Linked DNA regions of Homo sapiens: region 2 is linked to region 1. A link is a loop called in an ENCODE intact Hi-C map of the cell type or tissue named here. Cell type or tissue: Panc1. All regions are shown on one strand. Links, peaks and the distances in the headings refer to the core of each region. The heading gives the core; the rest is flanking DNA.

Region 1 (2,922 bases), core at 236-2,735:
TAGAAACTAAAGCTCAGGCCCAGATGTTATTAAGTATAAATATTTATAAGAGCCATAAAGATCCTGGCTAAGCTCAATTTTGCCTCAATGCAGCAAATGTTTCAAATTCGGCTCTTTTACCATTTGAAGCCTTTAGAAGGCAGGATACAGTAGAAGGCACATTACTGTTGGTGAGAGGAGGGCAGTTCCTCTTTTATGTTTTATGACCAGTTTTTCATTGAGGGGTATTGCTTTTCTCAGAAATCACTTCTCGCGGCCTGTCTTTTCCAAGAAGCCAGAAGAAAGTGTGCTTGCTGTGGCTGTGCATTCAGGGGGCACCAGCGAAGCATTCTCCCTGTGAAAGGATGTAGGGACGCTAGATTCGCTTTGTCCTTCCTCATTGCAGTTATCGTGAAACACACAGCCACATCCTAAGAGCCTCAGCTTTGTCACCCGTTGAATGGGTGAGTGATTATTGTAAGTGGAGCATGCTTAACCCATGCTTTTTGCCTTTGCAAAAATAAGCATCCACAATATTTAAACGGCTGTTTTAGTCACTTGTAGAGGCACAAACAAAAGAACCCATAGGGGCATAAGCTGTAATTTTATGATGAAACAGTTCAAACTCTATGATCGTTTGGGCTCTGGATTAAGTGTTTCCTTCTCCAGATTCTTGAAGAGGACCCAATATATGAAATCGTTTTTGGGTTTTTTTTTTTTTGTTGTTGTTGTTGTGTGTATTTTTTTTTCCTTTCCAAGATATGGTCTGTCTATGTTGCTCAGCTGGTTTTGAACTTCTGGGCTGAAGAGATCCTCCTACCTCAGCCTCCCGAGTAGCTGGGACTATAGGCCACCACTCTTGGTTATCATTATTATCCTGAATCCAAGTGGTTTTTGGTGAGAGACATCATCTACCTACATGTCTTATCCACCTGTGAACCATGCAATTCCCTGCTTTCTAACATCCCTTTGGTTAAATATATCATGTTAACACATAACCTGGTACATACATGTTTAAAAGACGTATTACTTCATGGGATGATTTGTCTGCATATGGGGATGAAAAGAGCCTTGGTTTTCCCCCTAAGGATAAGTTCTAATATGTGAAATAATTCCCAGTTCTCTGGGAGAATCCTGAAGATTCTTCAGTGTCAGCTGGCAGTGGCCTGCGTGTGGACCCCATCTCTCCACTCTCGAGAGAGGGGGTGTCCCTCTGCTGAAAGCTCAGGGATGAAGGCCTGTGGCCCCTCCACAGAGCCTGGCTTTGCTGGGTTCTCAGCAAGGTCTCCAAATGTCCATGCCAGCCCCACCCCTGATCTCCTTCCCCCACTCTTGCTGCTCAGCCCCTTTTGGCTACTGGATCTGACAATTCATGACGACCCCGAGAACACTGATCTTCGTGGAGGCCTTCATCTGCCGGACACATCTGGAAAGTACTCCGAGGGGTCTACCTGGTTTTCCTGATTAATGTAGATGTAAAGATTTTATCAAGGCTCCTGGCGGCCGGACTTCAAGATGTAATCACAAAATCAATCCACATAGACTAACCGGGCATAGGCTTACTAAGAAGACATTCCACAATGTCAGGCACTTAATTAAGGCGCTCTGGCTCCTCTGCCCCTGATTGATTCTTTTCTTTCCCTAACAGGTGATGCTGGTCCTCTGGGTGGACAGGCCACTCCCCAGCCAGAGACCCCCGTGCATTCAGAGCCTGCAGTTTGGTGAGAAGACCACCAGAGGGCACCCGTGCATCATCCCAGTCCCCAGGGACTGGACCGGAAGACCAACGGGATCCCTCTTCCAGCCCCCCAGCGAACTTGAAGGAGCAGCCAACTCAGCCTGCATTATCTGCTAGGCTGCATTTTGTTTGCTGAGCTCCAGGATTCTTCTCCGACCCTCAGGCATCTCTTGAGCATAATCAGAGACTCCTCCCATCTCCTCACCATCCCACTTTTTGCACCTTAGTGCGTTGTGGAGCAGAGGACTGCCCCGCGCCGGGGAACCAGCCTGTGCTCTGGCCTGAGCACCTGGGAGTCCTAGCCACGCTGGCTTGCTTGACATAGAGTTTCCCACTGGAAATTCAAAAACTTCAGAAATGGGAGTTTTTAAAAATGTAAGCACCTTGTGAAAAGTAGCCCAGATCAGAGATTGCCAACCTACTGCCCCTTGACGGATGCGAAGTTTTTTCTGCATTCATTCATTCATTCATTCAGCCATCAGGTTCATCTGGCATGATTTTAGCACATGACCATTTAATTCATCAAAGATTTGTTTAGCGCCTAACATGAGCCAGGCATTGTGCTGGGAATATACCTGTACTCCAGTCATTTATAAAATGAGGCACTGTCTGACTCAGCCCAGAAGGACGTCATCCAGCCAGTCCTCTGTAACGTCTGAGTATACCTGGGCCAGAATCATCAACAGTAGCTTGGCTGCATGAGGCCCTGCCAATCGAGAAGCAGTTCTACTGCCCCAGAGCAACAAAGGGCTCCAGAGAGGCTCAGACTTCATTGGCCCAGGGCAATCAAGAAGGCTTCATTCATTCATTCATTCAGTGGGTATTTACTCAGCACCTGGTATGTGCCCAGCAACAAAATGAATCAGAAATAAGCCAGACTGGTGCAGCATTCTTCATCACATAGAGAGACTGCTCATTTGGTTGTACCTACATTGGGCCCCAAAATCTTGACTGTAGTAGCCAGGTAGCGTTCACCCAGTCCTGACTGTTATAGATAAAGCAATCTTGGAGGGCTTCTTTAACTCAAATCTTTATCAAGCTGCCAAGAGAATTTGTTTGAAATGATTGGTACTTTGGAAAGAGAAGTACATCTCTATCATTTACTATAGGAGTTTTTGCAAGTTCTTATTCTTGTTCACAAGAGACTCAGGCAGTGTGATCAAAAGGACTCTTCTGTCATCCGTGGAGATACTATGTCCTCTTCC
Region 2 (2,922 bases), core at 132-2,631, 550 kb after region 1:
AACAAATCTCTTTGAGCCTCTGGGTTCATTTATCCATCATGCTTTTATAATATATGAGATTATTATACTACACTAGTATATGAGATTTTGTATGTGTAACCATTTCATGGTCTATCCAAGGTTAGAAACGGTAAGATTAAAAAGAATCAGTCACAGCCCATTAAAGCTGAAAGACATTAAAGATTGTTACCAACAAAACATTTTATAGTTGGAGGAAAAACATCTACATATTTCAGGTAATGTAGTCACATAGTAGACTACTAAGTGAACTAGGGTCCCTGAAACTCAATCAAGTACTTTCTCACTTATACAGTGTGTTAAAAATTGTATGGATTAAATTAGATAATATGTATAATGCAAAATACAATTCCAGCCCATAATAGGTATGCACTTGTTGTTACTCTAACAATGAAAAATAAACAGGGTACCTTCTATTTCTCAATGAATGTCAATCATGATATTCTAGCCCAAAATTAAAATGTTTGATTCCTTGGCAGCACGCCATAGTAAAAAGAGCATAGTATTTAAAGGTTGATAGTATTTGGTTTCCATTACAATTCCAAAACTTCTGGCTATATGACCATCGGTGAGAAGTTAACCTCTCTGAACTTCAGCTACATCATCTGAATAACAGACTAATAATATTTACTACAGGATGGTTAAAGAAAATAATACATAATTTACAGCATAAATGAATTTATAACATAGATTTTAAGATTAGAAATATTTTCTTTTCTATATTTCTCTACCCCTAATCTAATTTGATCCTTATAAAGACAACATGATAGGAGAAGCTTGTGTAATTGTTCCTTTTCACACAGTATAAAAATGAGGTCACATGAAGGTATGGGATTCATGCAAGAAACTTGCAAGAAACTTTCCCACTGCATTCAAAAATTACTCGATTTACTTCCTAAAATGTCACATAAGAAACACATAACACAGGAAGGAAAAAAAAAGAAACACCACTCAGATCCATTCATTGTTGTGAAATGTCAAATCTTCCCCTAGTATTTTTACATTCATCGCTACTTACCCATTTTTCACTGCCAAAGTTCTTGCCAGATAAATACTGATTAGCTCAAGTAAGTTACTACCAATTTCCTTCCCACTGGGCTTTTCTGTCCATATTCTACAATCAGTGAAATACTAGTTATAAAAATCTTTAAGGACTTTCTATTATCTACTTTATTTAGTATATCTACAAATTACTAAATACATTACTATTTTGAAGTGCTTACATCTCAAAGGTGTCACCTTCAAAATACTATTTATTCGTTTCACGACAATATATTAAGTGTCAAACTGCTAGACAGGGGAACAAATCAGTAATAACTGAATGTTCACTGCATGCCAGAAATCAAAGCATGTCAGTCTATTATCACTTTTTGTCTAATTAATACAAACACTCTGTAAATTAAGATTTGTATCCATTTTAAAGATTAGAAAACGGAGGCACAGAAATTTAAGAGATTTCTCTCAGGTCGCAAAACCAGTTAAGTGGTAAAGCCAGAACACAAACTCAGAACTGTCTGATTCTAGAGTTGTCCTCTTTTTACAAAGTACTCATAGTGCTATAAATACTCTGAAGTGGCCGGGCGTGGTGGCTCATGCCTGTAATCCCAGCACTTTGGGAGGCCAAGGTGAGTGATCATGAGGTCAAGAGATCTAGACCATCCTGGCCAATGTGGTGAAACCCCGTCTCCACTAAAAATAGAAAAATTAGCTGGGCGTGGTGGCACACATCTGTAGTCCCAGCTACTTGGGAGGCTGAGGCAGGAGAATCGCTTGAATCCAGGAGGCGGAGGTTGCAGTGAGCCGAGATCATGCCACTCCACTCCACCCTGGCAACAGAGTGAGACTCCATCTCAAAAAAAAAAAAAAATTACTCTGAAGTTACAAAGATCTATAACACATAGACACTGCCCTCAAGTACCTATCTGTCTACTATGCCTACACAAATGATATCAGGCATTACTGATGATCCATTTGTATTTAATTTCCCAAACCAAATAAGAGCACTATGGAGTCCTGTGAGCAGTAAATAATATATAGTCAAATTACAAATGTTCTCTGACAGTAGTGAAAAAGAAAAAAGTTACAACACTGCAAATAACCAACGAATAGGATAAATATGTGGTCAGTCTGCTTGCCATCTGCAGAAGTTTAAAGCAATAGAACTTTTAAGATGAATTAAACTTCTATTTCATACCTTCACTTATTGAGCAAAAAGTTACTGTATCAATATTAAACATGTAATTACAAGTGTAATGAGTGATAACAGACCTATGTAATTTTATGAAAACAACAAACAGAAGGAACAACCCTAGACTGACTGGGGTGGTAGCGAGGGTGTCAAAAAACATTTTCCTGAGAAAATGTAGCATTTAAGGTAACCTAGTAGTTACATAGATTTTAGCTGGATAAAAAATAAGGATGAATACTTTATGGAAAGGAAATCATATAAAAGTCTGAGAAGTTAGGGGAAATAGCTTCTTTTGATGAACAGAATGAAGTCTATGGTATGACTAAAACAGCACAAGCAAGGGTAAAGGGCTGAGAGCTGCTGCTGGAGAAGTAAGCAAGGACCAGGCACAGAACCTCAAAAAGCATGTTAATGAAACTGGATGTGACGCCAAGGGCCAGTTAAGCATATGATAAAGAAAGCTAATTTAGAAAGAAAACTAATAGTATATTTCAAAATACTCCATTCATTGAATGGGCATTCAGTGAGTTTTTGTTGACTATTATGCCTACCCATTTAAAAGGAGAATTATTCATACATTAAATTCTGTGAAAATATATGACTATTAAAAATAGAAATAACAGTTTTTAGTGCTAATTATAATATTTGTAAGAACTTTATTAAGTAGAAATTGTTAGTAACTTCATTTAATAACCAAAACACACAAATCTCAGAGA

What was found. A loop is a pair of places that touch in the nucleus more often than their neighbours do. Peaks named below come from ENCODE experiments on the same cell type or tissue, not always from the same donor. Only the 100,000 strongest peaks of a DNase experiment are listed, where the experiment ranks them.
Region 2: a loop joins it to region 1, with 4 times the contacts of the local background. A loop is called at or near these places in 11 of 110 quality-filtered maps.

Annotation. Positions count from the first base shown.
Region 1 is chr13:35,719,923-35,722,844 of GRCh38, reverse strand. No RefSeq gene overlaps it. Among named protein-coding and RNA genes, the nearest start is that of LINC00445, 24 kb to the right of the region's middle. RefSeq lists an enhancer at 1,928-2,428. In Panc1, for the core only: CTCF peaks have their summits at 1,441 and 1,709 (motif pointing right); a DNase peak (open chromatin) is centred at 1,664; H3K4me3 peaks cover 285 bases.
Region 2 is chr13:35,173,760-35,176,681 of GRCh38, reverse strand. All of the region lies in intron 27 of NBEA (neurobeachin), which reads right to left. Among named protein-coding and RNA genes, the nearest start is that of NBEA, 230 kb to the right of the region's middle. In Panc1, for the core only: no CTCF peak of the experiment used is centred there; no DNase peak of the experiment used is centred there.